Regions from separate parts of the Mus musculus genome. Here region 2 is linked to region 1. The links are chromatin loops, found by intact Hi-C in ENCODE. Cell type or tissue: left cerebral cortex. All regions are shown on one strand.

Region 1 (8,000 bases):
CTTCAGGACATTGCCTGGTGACATGCTCTGGGTTTCATCGGCTAGAACACATGTTAAAGCCCTTGAAGACAATCAGGTCCACGCTTCATTTCACAGATGGAAAGCCGGGGTCCAGAGAGAGGAAATGACTTGCCTAGGGTCTCTCGGCACACGTGGCAGCAGTTCAAGGTCATCTCTATCTAATCCGCTCAAACTTATAAATCGTGTAGGTAGCGGGTAGTGGTGGGGGTGATATGCCAGAGGTTTTCTGGCCTAGATCAAGCATCCACGCTGCTATTTGGGGGAAGATTTCGTGAGGATGGGGTTGTGTTTTCCTGGTTTCCTGGCTGTTCCTTCCTCTTGTGTTTGCACACCCCACAGGGTGTAGTAGAGAGATAAGCGAGATGCACACTCTATAATCAATAATGCAGCTTCTTCTGTCTCTGAGTGGAGTCTGTGGAAGTCGATGAGAATAGCACAGCTTGTAAATGTGCAGATTGGACCGGAGCCCTAAAGTGCACCCTAGAAAACACGGCTGCGTGTTCTTCATCTACAGCTAATTATAACTTTATTCATTACAGTCTGGCTCATAAGATTATAGACCTAAATCAGGAATAGAATATGTGTTACATATATATTTTTATAATACTTTTCCTCCGTCAGAAGTGAGTCTCTGCCTCGATCGGAGGCGTGAAGTCAGAGTCCCGTCCCTGAGTCAGGCATCTGCAATGTGGCATTTTCTGTCGCCGCCCCACACTTTGCTTAAAGCAACGTGAAGGTGTTAAACAACTCAGAACGAACCCGCCCCGCCCGCCCCACCCGGCAAATCACAGCGCCTGTCAAAGGAAGATGTAGAAGGAGTTATTAATCTTTGGGGCCAACTGTTTTTAATTATGTACATACAGTATTCAAATTAGTTTCAAAATGGTCTTGGAGGTTCAGTTCTTCCCCGCAGTTTATCCTGCCGGGCGTGCGGCCTGTAAGGGCCAAGGCCGAAGTCAAGACTGAAGACTGCCCTTGATCTATAGGGCTGTGGATCCTTGATCCACAGAACCCCTTGAGGATCAGTGTTTGGACTTCTTCCACTGTGGCTCTTTCCTTAGGTAACCTCAGTGCAGGCCTTGCTCTGGAATAGCATCTATATGCTAATGATGTCAAAACATGCTCTCTAGCCCTATTCTGTGCTCTTACCGGCACACGTACCTGCTCCACTTCAGTTTCTTCTTGAGGGCTTTGTAGACATCTGAAGGCTTCGATGCTCAAAGCAAAACTTGATCTCTAGCAAAGCATACCCTGCCCTGTGCTGCCCCGAGTATTCACATATACACGGTCACTATTTCTCAGTCAGTAACCACATCGGTGTGCTCACCCTGCAAAGCCATGGGATAGTCTGGATTCTTCTTTGCTTTCCATTCCCACACCAATGAGCGTATTTAATGGCCGACACACATTATACCCAGACGTATTCTCCTCCTCAACTGTGTCGTAGGTGCTCCCCGGTTGTCACCGTCTTGTCCTAGGCCACAGTAGCAGCTCCTTAGATCATATCACTGCTTCCTGCCTTGTATTTCCAAGGCCTATTCTCTACCCAGTAGCTGGAGGAAGTCTTTACACAGTTGTGTCCACTTCTCGGCTCACAGCCCTCCCATGGCACAAGCACAAACTCCAGATGCTCTGCAAGAACCTCGAGGGACTCTTCCTGAATCCAGTCCCAGCCTGTCCCCCGGCTCTCATCATCATGCTTCATGCTGTATGACAAGTCACTGGAACTCTTGAAACTCGTTAAGCCTCAGATACAGGACACACTCATTCTTCACCACTAAGATTCATCTTGTCATTAACCAGGTTGGAATCCGTCAACTGTTAGTTCTTCATGAGTTCTTCCCAGAGGCAGAGTCTGGACAGGGAGAGGGATGACCAACCCTTTCCACACCATCTCAGAGTACTGTCCTTATGGCTAACTCTTCTTGATGATATAACAGAATCCTTGACCAACATTGGGTATCTTTTGTTTCTTCCTTCCTTTCTCCCTCCTTCCCTTCTTCCTTCCTTCCTTTGTATGTATGTATGTATGTATGTATGTATGTATGTATGTATGTATGTATGTATGTATGTATATAAGTACACTGTTGCTGTCTTCAAACACACCAGAGGAGGGCATCAAATCCCATTACAGATGGTTGTGAGCCATCATGTGGTTGCTGGGATTTGAACTCAGGACCTTTGGAAAAGCAGTCGGTGCTCTTAACCACTGAGCCATCTCACCAGCCCCTAAATGTAGACAAAGACTCATACATGTAAATAATTTTAAAAAGATTTATTTATTTTATTTACATGAGTACACTGTTGCTGTCTTCAAACACACCAGAGGAGGGCATCAGATCCCATTACAGATGGTTGTGAGCCACCATGTGGTTGCTGGGATTTGAACTCAGGACCTCTGAAAGAGCAGTCAATACTCTTAACCTCTGAGCCATCTCCCCAATCCTGGGTATTTTTCATAATCTTTGTTAAACTTGTTTTCTGAGGCAGGGTCTTTCACTGGACCTAGAGCTCACTGATTCTGCTGCCAGCAAGTCCCAGGGATTCTCCTGCCTCCACCTCCCCAGTGCTGGGATTATAGGTGCACAGTACTACACGGGTGCTGGGGACCTGAGCATCGGTCCTTATGTCTGTGTAGTCAGAACCATAAGGACTGAGCCATTTCCTTAAAAACTCTCCTGCTCCCAGTTAGATGCTCTCTTTCATTCCATTGAGTTCTCAGATTCCTTGGCATCCCTGAGGGCAGGACATGTTCCGGCCTGCTTCTCCCTCCTCCATGTATAGCACTGGGTCTGGCACACAGTAGGCATACTGCAAAGAGACGATGAAAGCCAGTTGGCTCCTTAGCTGTCTTGTAACAACAGAGTTTCTTTGCCTCCACAGTCCTGCCTTTTCCTCAAAGTGTTAGATGGTAAGACCATCAGGAGCAAGTCCGAGATCCACCCACCCACCCACGCCTGGACTCTCCTGGTGCTATAACAGTGCAGAGTCCTTAGCAAGCACACAGTACATTTCTGTAGCTCAGAACTCACCACGGAGGGAAGTGTTGGGTCATCTTAAGCCAGTGAGAAGGATCGGCGTTGACTAGTGTTTGAGTCTTCTCTGCAGTGTCTTGGTTGGAGTCCTACCCAATAAAGAGGTACACATAGTCTTCTGACATTTTTGTTAAAAACAAAGGGAGACAAGAGAGTTTTCCCCCTTTTCCCGAAGATGGCAAATGAGGCCTGGCATGAAACATAGATTCACAAGGTTTTTTGTGTGCAAACAATATATCCATTATAGAAGAGTTTTATATTCCCTCATCTGACACGCAAGGGTGGCGCTTTGTATAAACCACATTGTTTGAGCAGAAAATTGTATTCTACAGATTTCATTTTGATAAGAGAATCCTGGCTTTGTCACCCAGCAACATTTTAAGAAGTCACATAAAGAGGCAATGCCTTGAAATTGTATTTTCCTAGTGAGCTAACTCTGGTAGGAATCACCACTTCCCACAGTTCCCTGTTACATTCTGAATAGTCTTGGTTTGATTGGAAATGTGTGCTGGCCAAGGCCATAGTCTTTTGTGGCAGCTACCCTGGGTGTGTGTCACTCATGTCAATGACACCAAGACCATCATTGTTATTGTCATCATTGTCGTCATCGTCATCATCATCATCATTGATGTTCACCTTTGTTGAGGGTAGTCTGTGCCTTCTGGGTAGTATCTTTGGAAATTCCACTTGTTTCGTTCTAGAGACCCAGAATCACATAGCCCAGCCTGGCCTCAAACTCCTCATAAATCCAGCCTGACTGTGCATGTCTGACCCTCCTGCCTCCACATCCTGACTGTAGGGATCACAAGCATGCACATCCATGTCTAGGTTATGCTGTGGTGGAGACTGAACCCAGGGCCTTCTGAATGCTGCCTCTTCAGTGCCCTGTCAACTGAGTCACATCTTCAGGACGGATATCCCTGGCTCATCAAAAAAGTGGTGCGGTGGACAGAAACCTGTCTTTCCACTTCCATAGGCTTCTCCTGACAGCAAGGGGGAAATTCTAGACAGTCTCTCTTTGATATGGAAGGAGTCATAGAGCCTGGAAGTTCATGTGCCAGAGGAGACATGATTCACAGTCACCGTACTGTGTGGGAAGGACGAACTGGGACGCAAACTGCCAGCACGCTCCAGGGTTTGCCTCTCGGTAATGCGAGCTTTGCAGTCTGGCCAGGAGTGAGCTTTTTACCATAAACATTCAGGGCATGCTGCTTATGTTTTAAAAGTGACGTGTTTTAATTTCCAGCCAAAAATACTATATGTTTGGATTGCAGTTTCTCAAGTTGCTAAAAAATTATTCAGAGGAGATGAAAACCTGCCATGCGGTAGAGGAAGCAGCCTGATGTTTAATGCAAAGGCGAGACCGAATCTCTCCGAACGAGGCATGGTCTCCTCTTTAAACCCGCCTGTGAACATGAATGCGGCAGAGCTGAGACATTTGGGGTCTGCCACGAACTGGTGTCATCTATGGTCAACTTGGATGCCCTTGGAAACATCAGGGAAAATTCATTTAAATGCATCCTCTTTTTTCCCATTTATTATGGATAGAGAAGACAAAATAAACCCATGAAGCTGCAGGAGCAAGGAGCTTTCAAATTTTAATGTCTTGTGATGGTAAAGGTTGCTTCCCACCTATATATGAGGAGTCAGAAAGAGGCTGTGCTCTGTGCCCCTGTGTGCTCTGATGGGGATGGGGGTGGGGGTGGGGGTGGGAGTAGCACCCACCACCTTGAACACTGTCAGTCACCACACAACAGGGAGCTTGGGAGCACTGCAGTGACGGCTAAACACCAAACAGTTAAATGTTCTGGTCCAGAAGCAATACGTGTCATCTCTGTTGACAACTCATTGACCAGAGCTGGCTGCCTTGAGACACACCATCTCTGTGCAATGCGGTCTGTGCCTGGAAGGAGAACCTGAGAGTAGCAAACAGCATCCAGGCCTCCACGCTGGCTATCGAGTATTGAGTGCACATGAAACGGCAGAAAGGAAAGAAAGAGCCCATACTCATATCTCAGCGGGAGAGAAAGCTTGACTCCTAACTTAATTTTAATTCATTCTGAACAAGATGCAAGATCTTTCCTTTTATTTTTCTCTCTTCTCTCTCTGTCCTTTAATATCTAAGAAATTGTCTGTAAAATCTCTTTGTACTTGAAAAGCAACTAAGCCATTAAGGTTAAGATGGATTCTTTAGTCTGGGTAGGTGTAGATGTAAGGGTGTGTGTGTGTGTGTGTGTGTGTGTGTGTGTGCATCTGTGTTCTAAGTTTTCTCTTGGTTTGTTCCAAACTTACTCATGGAAGGGAAGGAAATGGGTGGAATTAATGCTCCAAAAATCCAGCTTTGGGAAATGACGGATGAAACGAGGAAAGATTAGTGTTCCAGGTCCCAGTCCTCTGTCCTCTTACTTTTCTGGGATTAAAACAAAGCTAGCTGGCTTCCAGGGCTTGGTGTAAAATTCCGTGTCTTGTTCATGCCTGGATTCCTCCTGTTAGCCACAATCCCTGGTCTAGGATAAGTCCCGTAGTCAGTGTTTACAAGATAGGTAGAGCCCATATAGTTGGCCCAGGAAGCTGGGCTAGGGTAGCAGGCAGGGGACGTGAGAAATGTTGACCACAGAACCTCAGAGGTTTGTGAAGAACAGAGACAACAATCTTAGTTGTCTGGAACCAGGTCACTTGCCTTCCCAGCAGGCCCTGGGGCTAATCTGCTCATGCTGGCTTGAACGGGAGTCCTGGTCTACTAGATGAGAACCACTAGAACAACATGCCCTTTACCAAACAAAAACCAACACCCACCTCGATAGAGGCTTGCTCTGGTCTCCTCAGCAGAGGTGTATTGCGCTGGGAGCACAGCTTCCTCCCCCAATGGGCTCTGTCTAATTGAGCCACCTCAATGCCAAGATTCATCAGGCCTAGAACTCAGGACTGCTCTGAGCAAGACCTGATTTCCAAAGAAATCTAAGAAACTTCAGGGTGTCTGTGTTTGGGTAACTGTACCCAATACACGGTTTGAGCCCAGATGACATACATGTACAAACATTGCATGTCGACATGATTTTCTACCCTCAGTGAAAAAATCTAAGCATTTGTCCTCATCCTCCTTGAGAATAGTGTAAAGTGGTAGGGTTTGTTACAAAGGGTCTGGCATTTGACTATCTTGATTTAGTTATAATCTGTAGACACATACATACATACATACATACATACATATATACATATGTGTAACTGTACACATACATACACACACAGACACACAGATACACACACACTTCTCCAGCCTATAGTCCCATGGACCTTTAAATGTAATATCATTAGGCTTAATTAACATATCCTTTATTGCCTCTGGCATTTGCCTTTTATTTTAGGACCCCCCCACACACACTCTCTTGATCACCCCCACAGCTCGAGTTATCTCTAGAAACCTCATGAATTCAGCAACTTCAGCCACTTGAGCATAGGCATCCTCTCATCTCTTTCTTCTCTGCTCTCAGCTGCAAAGGGGCTGCTGCTGGCGCCCTTTTAGCCTAGGCTAGCCTGGCACAGAGCTGGTGCGTTGTCAGGGATAGCCAGAGATTAGTGAGGTACACTCAACAGTGTGTGGGTACCGAAAGACCCACTGCAAAGGTGGGCGTAGTGATCCATGCTTGTAATAACAGCACTTAAGAGGCTGAAGCAGGTGAAGCCTAAGTTTAAGGCCAGCCCGGCTTTACATAGTGAGTTCCCAGCCGGCCATGCGCAAAACAAAACAAAAAGAGATTTAGAGGAAAAGAGGAGGGTGTTTGTTTTTGATATCTTTAATTATGCATGAGTATGTGTGTGTGTCCGTGGATGTGAGTGCGGGTATCCACAGAAACCAGAGGTGTTGGTTCCCCTTGGAATTGGAGTTACAGGTGCTTGTGAACTGCCTGGTGTAGGTACTGGGATTCAAACTCGGGTCCTTGGGAAGAGCAGTGTGTCCTCTGAACTGCTGAGTCATCTCTCCACCCAGGGCCCGGGCTGGACAGAGAGGCAGGAACACAGAGACAGAGAGATACTAATTATAATCACATATACCCAGAAGACCCAGGATTAGCACTGGTGAGCGGGAGACCTGGAAGTGTTTGGTGATGTCCCTCTAGTCCAAGGACAAAGGCCAGATATGAGAGCCTGGTATGAGAGCCAGTCTGAGGGCAGGAGAAGAGATCAAGCCGGTTTTGTTGGCAGTTTCTTTGTAACCACAGCTTCTAGTAGCAGTCCTGCCTGCATTAGGGGGGCCAACTCGGTCAGTAGACATGTTAAATCTCACCCTCACAGGCGCACCCTGAAGATCTGACCAATGTCTAGACACTCCGTGCCTCAGACTGGCTGAGACATAAAATTAATCATCAAGCCAGGTAATCAGTAAAATATCACTTAATTAATTAACTAGTTAATTTATTAATGAGCAAAGTGTGAGTGCTGCTAGTTTGCTTATCACCGTAGGTGCAGGTTCCTGTCGCTGACTTTGAATTGTCCCCAGCTCCTCTCACACTTGTGTGGAAGGTATCCTGAGAAAATGAAGGGCATAGTCACACATGCACAGTCCCATAGCCCCTACGTAGTGCTGCCATCTGCATTTGACTTGTCCTGAGCCCTAGGAAAGCTACCATGACTCTGGATTGTCCCTCTGTGGTCCTCTCTGTACATTACACTAAAGTTCCTTTCTGCTGCCACCTCCCAAGGGCTCAGGTCTGCATAGATGCAGAGCAAAAGCTGGGCCACCATAATTACAAACCTGATTCGGAGCACATGGCGGCTCAGGGTCCTTGTGCTGCCCCCCTGACTCCTTACAAACCTACCCTTCTTGGGATCTTTAAAGAGCTGCTCCCGCATTGGCCTTGTGCTTTCCACAGACACTGAACGGAGCCAGCAGAGCCCATGCCAGCAAGCCCTCTGCAGCCAGACCGATTTGCTTGCCACTAGCTG
Region 2 (8,000 bases), 55 kb after region 1:
TCCTTTACCTTGGCTACTTTGTGGGTTCTTCTTTTTCTTCGACTCTCTCAACCCCCTAACACTAGATAGAGAGAAAAAATGATAGAAGAAACATTATAGTTAGACAACTTCCTGCTGATTAGGAGCATTGAGTTCTGGGGATGAGGCAAGTTTGATCTTCTCTGTCAGGATATTAATCTAATTTCTTCTCTTTTCTTTGCACATGACTACTTAACAAACTGTGACCAACAGCAACCAACCAACAACCACTTCACATCTCGGGGACCCTAACTTTTATATAACCCTCTGAAAAATCCCCAGAATTCGAAATGTCACACAATTTTAGAAACCATCTGCAGCTGGTGAGATCACACCCCTGCTAGAGCATGAGGCAAATCACAATCAGCTGCTGTGGGGAATCTGAAGCAGCCCCGTGTCCCATGTCTGGAATTACAACAAAAACATATTCCCATACTGTTTCTGTGTTTTCCAAAGAAACCAGAATTCTCACTACAATGCAGCCCTCCATAGTAAACAGAGCTATAAACTTTGAAGATAGAAGAGACACAGAGAAAGAACTCAATAGAAACCGGGAGGCAGGGTCTAAAAGAACCGGGATGATATGAAGGATGAGGATGCTCCTAACAGACAAAAGACACACAGGAGAGGGAGGGGTGGGAGGAAGTAAGGATGCCAGAGTCACATGCCAGCTGCTAAGAAAAAAAGTGTAGGGCCCTCCAAATGGCTCAGCAGGTAAACATGTTTACTGTGGAAGGCTGATTGCCTGAGTCCAATACCCAGAGACCAGGAAAAGGCAGGAGGAGAAAACCTACACCACATGCATGCACCACCACCACCACCAATAATTTTTTTTTACATAAATAGATTTATGTACTACTATGGCGGTACAGGCATATAATCCTAAAACTCTGGAGGCATGGACAGGAGACTATAAATTCCAGACTAGCTTTGTCTACATAGTAAATACCAGGCCAGCCAAGGCTGCATAGTAAAACCCTGTCTCAACAAACAAACAAACAAACAAACAAATTTAGCACAGCTTTAAAAATTGCTGTAAAGTTTACCTACATATATTTCTTGTTTTTTTTTTCTTTTTTTACAGAAATAGTTTAAATAACAATATTAAAATAGCAATGAACAGTGCCTAAGACTAAAAGGTATATGATCTTTGGGCTTAACCAGCTGTAAATCTATAATTTTTTGAGTCTTCTGTGTCTCTTAACTTCCTTGTGACCTAAGAGAGTAAGGATTCCTCCGACCCTTTTCTTATTTTCTTTTTCTTTTTCTTTTCTTTTCTTTTTTCTTTCTTTCTTTCTTTTTTTTTTTTTTTTTTTTGAGACAGGGTTTTTCTGTATAGCCCTGGCTGTCCTGGAACTCACTTTGTAGACTAGGCTAGCCTCAAACTCAGAAATCTGCCTGCCTCTGCCTCCCAGGTACTGGAATTAAAGGCATGCACCACCACCACCCGGCTCCTCTGACCCTTTTAACTATGTTTTTATCCTATCAGTCTGTAATCCCAGCCAGCGTGCCTCTAAAACTAACTATGATCATGATCTCAACCTCAGAAGAGCTGACCACTCTCTTCAGTAGTCTGGACCTGTGCCCTTTTCCTAAGATTCTCTCTCTCTCCCCTCTCCCCTCTCCCCTCTCCCCTCCCCCCTCTCTCCCTCTCCTCCCTCTCTGTCTCTCCATCCCTCCCTCCTCCTTAAAGGCCCAGAATTAAATCTATATTGAAACTGTTTCTGTGGGCTGGGGTGATGACTCAAGAGGTTAATATTCTTTTTTTTTTTTTTTTTTTTTTTTGGTTTTTCGAGACAGGGTTTCTCTGTGTAGCCCAGGCTGGCCTCAAACTCAGAAATCCGCCTGCCTCTGCCTTCCGAGTGCTGGGATTAAAGACGTACGCCACCATGCCTGGCTGAGGTTAATATTCTTACCACCCAAGCTGTCATACAAAAACCACAGGAGAGAGCCTGCCTCAAAAACAATATGGAAGGAGCTATCCAACTTCCCAAAAGTTGTCCTCTGACCTCCACATATGCCCCATAGCACATACATGTCCACATTCACATGCTTACATTCACACTCACACAATAATGACTAAATACATTAATTTATTAAAGAAAAACCAACTTTTGTCTTTAACTCCAGTTTGTTTGTTTGTTTGTTTGTTTGTTTGTTTGAAGTCTAGGTTTGCTTCACAGGGAAGCATCCTGGAATTCTTAGCCAAGAGTCCAGGCTTCACCTAAGTGGAATCTCTGAACAGACTGCTCTCTACCCAGTTACAGGATGTTACATCACCAAGGGCCAGGTGCTCTCCCTCTCCTGGTCTCTCTCTGTCTTCTGCCTCTGACATAACCACAGGCATCAATCAATGAAAACTCATCCAGAAAGATGAATCCACATAGTAGAGGTTAGTCTTAGTTCAGGCACGCACTGTTTCTGAAGAATGGTGATTCCACAGTATTTAAACTAATAATCTTGCTATCCCGGGACATGGGAAGAGTCTCTCCTGAGGTCCCAGTGGCTTCCTTCTGGAATAGCCGGCTCCCAGTTGTCAGCCAGTTACAGCAGTTTAGATTGCTTACTAGATGTTTCCACCAGAGCACCTGAGAGCACTGTCTTATGTTCATTGGATGCTATGCCACAACCCAGAACCCAAAGGAGATCGGCTCAAACTCAGTTCACTTGTGACTTGGGGAGAGCTGTGACCCAGCAACAATGAGATCATTGAACTGGTCAGTTCAAACCATCCCCTCAGTGCCTGGCGTGTGTGCTGCCACGCGGCATGTGTAGGCTCCAAGGCACTCCGCATCAACATCCGAAGAGAGAATTCATTACTATCTTCATCTTCTAGATAAAGACTCTGAGGTCGTGACAGCAGATGTTTCTGGAACAGAAGTTTTAAAGACGCTTCGTGCCTTAAAGAGAATATTCTGTTTGTTTCTCACAACTTATTTTGAGGGGAGTTATGGTCTCCAAATCTAATCGCTGAACCCCTCATGACTTATGGCTTAGAATGTATCTGGAGATAAGAGTCCTTAAAGAAATAAGGCTTTTGGGATGGGCTCCAATCCAATCTGACAGGTGTTGTTTGTTTGTTTGTTTGTTTGTTCAGGGGGTGGTTTGTTTGTTGGTGTTTTATTTGGGGGGGGGTTGTTTGTTTTGGTTTTGATCGTTTTAAAGAAGAGGAAATGTGGGCTGTGGACACACGGGCCTATTTACACACAGAAGAAAGAATGTCTAAGGCCAGCAAAGCAGAGATACCGGAAAAGACACCAGCTTTGTCTGCCTATACCTTGATTTGGACTTGCAGCCTCTGGAAGTCTGAGATGACCAGCTTCTGTTGTTCCAATCTGTGGGGTTTTCTCATAATCGAGTCTCATGGTGACAAGCTACTGCGATCCCTCAGATGATGAGGCTGAGGCCCAGGAGACCTGGGACTGAGGAGCTGGGACCCTGGGGTTAGCACCAGGACTCTAGAGTCCACTGCCGGTCCCTCTTCTCTCTTCACATAAAAGTAACGACTATTGATCACTCCCACAGAAGAGCAAAACTGAAAGCCTGAGGCTGAAAGATGACATCATCATCGTCGTCGTTGTATCGATCGGCATTGCCTTATGACACAAATTCATCTCCAGCTAACAGTTCTCTGATTCTCAGGGTGGGAAGGGCAATAAAGAGAGTGATCAATAGACAGAAAGCCTTCTGTAGTCTTAAGAGTTAATTCAGGGACCAGATAAATGCGATGCCTTGTGAGTTAAAGTTACTAATAGCAAGCAAGAAACACTCGAGATGGCTATGACTGGCACGGTAACTCAGGGAGACGGTCCTGACCCTGAAGCCAGGGTTTCTCATCTATTCCTTGTGGCTTAGTGTGGAAGATGGCTTGAGCGAGCCATCTGATGTCTCTGCACTGCCCTTCCCTCGCCTGTAACACAAGGTCAACGATTTCAGCTTTGGACGGCTGCAGCAGAGAGAGTCCAAACCGGAAGTCATCTGGGGAAGCTCTGAATGTTAAACAGCCCACCACGCATCATCTCCGAGCAAACCAACAGGAACCACAGAGTTTCGCTGTCCTCTGTGGCGGGCCTATTCTAAGCGGTGCGCTGGGTGGGGAGGGAGGAAGTCTCCATCCAAGGCTTTGGCAAAATGAGACAGGTGAACAGTGCCAGAACGCTACAGTGCTTGGGGGAGGAGGCGGGCGCTTGGAAAGCTCCTGTACCCGCTCAACATGCAAACTGTTGCAGTTCCCAAACTCACATAGATCTCACTGCTTCCCAAAGAGAGGCGCGATGACACATTTCCCACACGGAGCATACCGCGCAGGCTGCTGAGGGGAGGGGTGTGTGCGGGAGTACGAGTGTGAGTGTGTGTTTGTATTCTGAGAGGCTGTCTGTGAAATCTAAAGGGCCAATATCACACTCAATAGCAGCAGCTCAGAACAGCCAACACCGTCTGCGGAGCCCCATCCTATGTGACACGACATAACTTGTAACAGATAACATTCTGGAAGTGATGCGGGGGTCTGTCTGAGGGTGGATTCTGAGGGAGTTTGCTAGCTTTGCCTTGCTTTGACGAACCATAGCAGAGAACAAGCATTCTCTTTGCTTTGTGGTGGGCATGAGAATCTGGACAGAGAACACTCGAAGGAAGGGCAGGGCAGGAAGATTCTGGGCTGAGGGTACACGACTGTGTACACAATAGCAAGAATACACTAACCTAGCATGAATCCGCCCTAGATACCCCAGTGTGCAGTCTGAGGACAGGGGTCTTTAATTTTGTGCTACAGCACAGGGGCTTGCAAGAAGCACTAGATGTTAAGCACTCTCACCAGGAAAACAAAACAAAACAGGTAACTGTGTGGGACGGCTACATTAACTGCTTGACTGAAGTACTCATCCCACTGTGGATATTCATGTCAAAACATCGAATAGCATACCTTAAATATATGCAGTGGCTATTTAAAAACAAAGCGGTAGTGTGTGAGGCTGAAGCTATTGTTAGCTGCAGCCCTAGTAGATTGTGAGGTTTTTTGGCAGTTTTACTCTATAAAGGTTTTAACAACTAAGTTAAAACTCAGAATGAGTGCATGGCTTATAGGACGTCCACAAGCCAAGGCATTCATTTGGAAAAGAACAAGATCCCTTGGCACTATGCCACCAGTCCCAAGGAGCAGGCCCTTGCACCGGCACTGTGTTATGGGGGCGGAGGTGGGGGGCAGTAGTGTCCACTGTTTTGTAACTACGTCTGACCCTTTTGTCCTCCAGGCTGAGGACCTTGGGAAAGGCCAGCTACACAACTCTGGGCAGAGGCACCAACTCAGGCCTTAGAGATGCTAATGTGTATAGTGGCTCAGAGTTGATTGGCAGGCAGCAGAACAATAAGCTTGGAAAAGTGAATGAACCAGGATGAGACTGAGACTGCAGGGTCTCTGGGATGGAGGAAGTGAAGGTTTCTATCTGGCTTCAGATTTTGACAGCAGCCCATTTGAGAAGGATTCAAATACTGCAGGGAGGATGCCAGCAAGTAACCAACTGACTTAAACTTCTCCCTTTTAAATGTGAGGATCCGTGTGGAGGAGCTTCTGGGGGTCCCGAGATGAAACACATGGCTCCATTTGCAGGTGGGGTTTCCTGGGAAGAGGAGACTGTCCAGGCATTTGTGACTCCACAACATTTAACATATTTAAAAGCCAAGGCCCTGGGTCTCCAGGCTGTGCTGTAAGGAAGTGGGTCTGAAATGTGAAAGCCTGATGATGGTAACACCCCCAGGGACTCACATACCCCCCCAGACCACCCCCAGTGCCCCACAGGTCCCCCAGGCCCTCCCCCAGGGCTCCACAGACCCACAGACCCCCCAGGGGCCCACAGACCCCCAGGGCTCCACAGACCCTCAGGCCCTCCCCAGGGACCCACAGGTCCCCCAGGCCCTACCCCAGGGCTCTAAAGTTCCCCAGACCCTCCCTAGAGCCCCACATGCCCCCAGACCACCCCCAGTACCCCACAGGCCCCCCAGATTCTCCCCCAGGGCCCCACAGACCCATAGGGCCCCCAGAGCCCCTCAGGGCCCCACAGACCTCCCCAGGACCCCCAGACTCCCAGGCCCTCCCCCAGGGCCCCACAGACCCCCAGAGCCCCCTCCCAGGGCCCCACAGACCCCATGTCCTCCCAGGCCCTCCAGCTCCTCTATATCTGTTCCTATCTCCCCTATCTAGCCTCCCAACCACCAATTCATGGCCCTTCTTTTCCTTTTCATGTGGCATTTGATACTCAGGACCATTCCTCTCAGAAACTCTGACCTGTCTCTGTGACACAAGCATTCAGTGTTTCTTGCCTCTCTGGTTTTCTCCATACCTTTGCTAGCCCATTCACCCATTAAGTGCCCAGCTCTGCCCTGTGTCCTTTTCTGCTAACCCAATACAGACACACTTGGTGTCACTAGTGATGTGGGTTCCCTGAGTGTGACAGAACCATTCCTAGATCTTTATGAGCTTAATTCAGGGATGCCAGGGTTCTAGATAATCCAGGAGTTCACAGCTGTACATAGATAGGATTGGCCCTACTCTGTATCCATTTAGGGCTGTCCTTTTAGCACAGTCCATTTAGATCTGGGGTCACATTCTCTGCCTCATGATCCATACCAGGCCATCTTTACTTCTTCAGGGGTTCTTAGCCCCTGTCTCACTCTTGGTGCCCTTGCATACGATCACTCTCCCTTGGCATTTTATTCCACTAGAAACCTGTGGCAAGTTGAGTCAGTGGTACAAGTCCTGAGTCTTCGTCCTTTTTCTTCCCATGTAGCTCAGCCCTTCAGCAACCCAGCAGCTCTGTCGCTTGGGCTCCTGGTCTGTCCCGTTGGCCTCTGTCTGTCTCCACACTCACCCTTCATACCTTGCTGCACTGGTAGCTTTAGCATTCTCTACTGAAACCCTTTGTATTTTTACTCTGACAAAAGTGTGGATGCTCCAGCACAGATAGATCATGAGCCTTCCAGAAGCTGGTCGCCTCCCAGCCAGTCCATAGTCTACCTCTCCTACTGTTCTCAGATTACACAGGCCACATTTCAGGTGCTCAAGGGCATGTGTGGCCAGTGGCTTCCATCCCGGTAGATCGTGGAACACTGCCAGCTTACAGAATATTGAGCCGGATGTTGCTGGTCTAGCAATGACCTCTGCAGTTCAGTGTGGGTCACCTCTTCTTGGGGTTTGGGGACATTCCAGGGTAGGCTCATGGCATAGTCCAGAGCACCTTTGAGCTGTCTCTATTACACAGTGTGCAATTAACATAACAGCTCTGACATTTTGTAGGGTTTCTGAGGGCAGGGATGGTGTTTTTCTTGTCTCACTATCACCTTGTACATTTCAATGAGAAATGCACCCCATAGACTTCACTATTTGAATACATAGTCCCTAGTTGGTAGTGTTCATTGGGGGAGGTTTAGGAGATATGGTTTTGAGAGTGAAAAGCCCTTCCTACTTCTAATCCTCTGTCTGTCTGTCTGTCTGTCTGTCTGTCTCTCTCTCTCTCTGTGTGTGTGTGTGTGTGTCTTTCTGTCTCTCTCTCCTTTGCAGAGCTGGCTGGTGGGATTCTGCTTACAGAAGCCTCCTAGGGGAGACGAGGTGGGACCCCAACACTGGAGGTAGAAGGAAAGAAGCCTTTTTATTCCCTTGGCTGGGGCAACAGAGGTGACCCAAGACAACTATTGAACACCTTTGCTTTTCTGTGCAAATAATTACATTCGAAGATTCGGGTCCAATCTGGCTTCCTCTCTCCAGGGTGGGGAGTTCACACTGTTAGGAAGTCACAGAATCCTAGAATTGGAAGGGACCTTAAAAGTAATGTAACTCAGCCCTCCATCCAACATATTAATCTCCTCAGCAGCGGGAGCCTCCACTCATCACAGTCGGGAGCAGGGAGCACCCTCTTCCTGGCTATTACATTTCCAGGCAGCTATTTGGGTGGAAAGTGCTTTTTTTAATATTGAACTGCAGCCTGCCTTTT

What was found. A loop is a pair of places that touch in the nucleus more often than their neighbours do. Peaks named below come from ENCODE experiments on the same cell type or tissue, not always from the same donor. Only the 100,000 strongest peaks of a DNase experiment are listed, where the experiment ranks them.
Region 2: it touches region 1 in a loop (8-fold over the local background); 2 of 42 quality-filtered maps call a loop at or near these places.

What each region holds. Positions count from the first base shown.
Region 1 is chr4:124,206,087-124,214,086 of GRCm38, forward strand. No RefSeq gene overlaps it. Among named protein-coding and RNA genes, the nearest start is that of Gm40242, 62 kb to the right of the region's middle. In left cerebral cortex, no CTCF peak of the experiment used is centred here; DNase peaks (open chromatin) are centred at 546, 633 and 4,229.
Region 2 is chr4:124,261,475-124,269,474 of GRCm38, forward strand. No RefSeq gene overlaps it. Among named protein-coding and RNA genes, the nearest start is that of Gm40242, 6.9 kb to the right of the region's middle. In left cerebral cortex, no CTCF peak of the experiment used is centred here; DNase peaks (open chromatin) are centred at 4,263 and 5,110.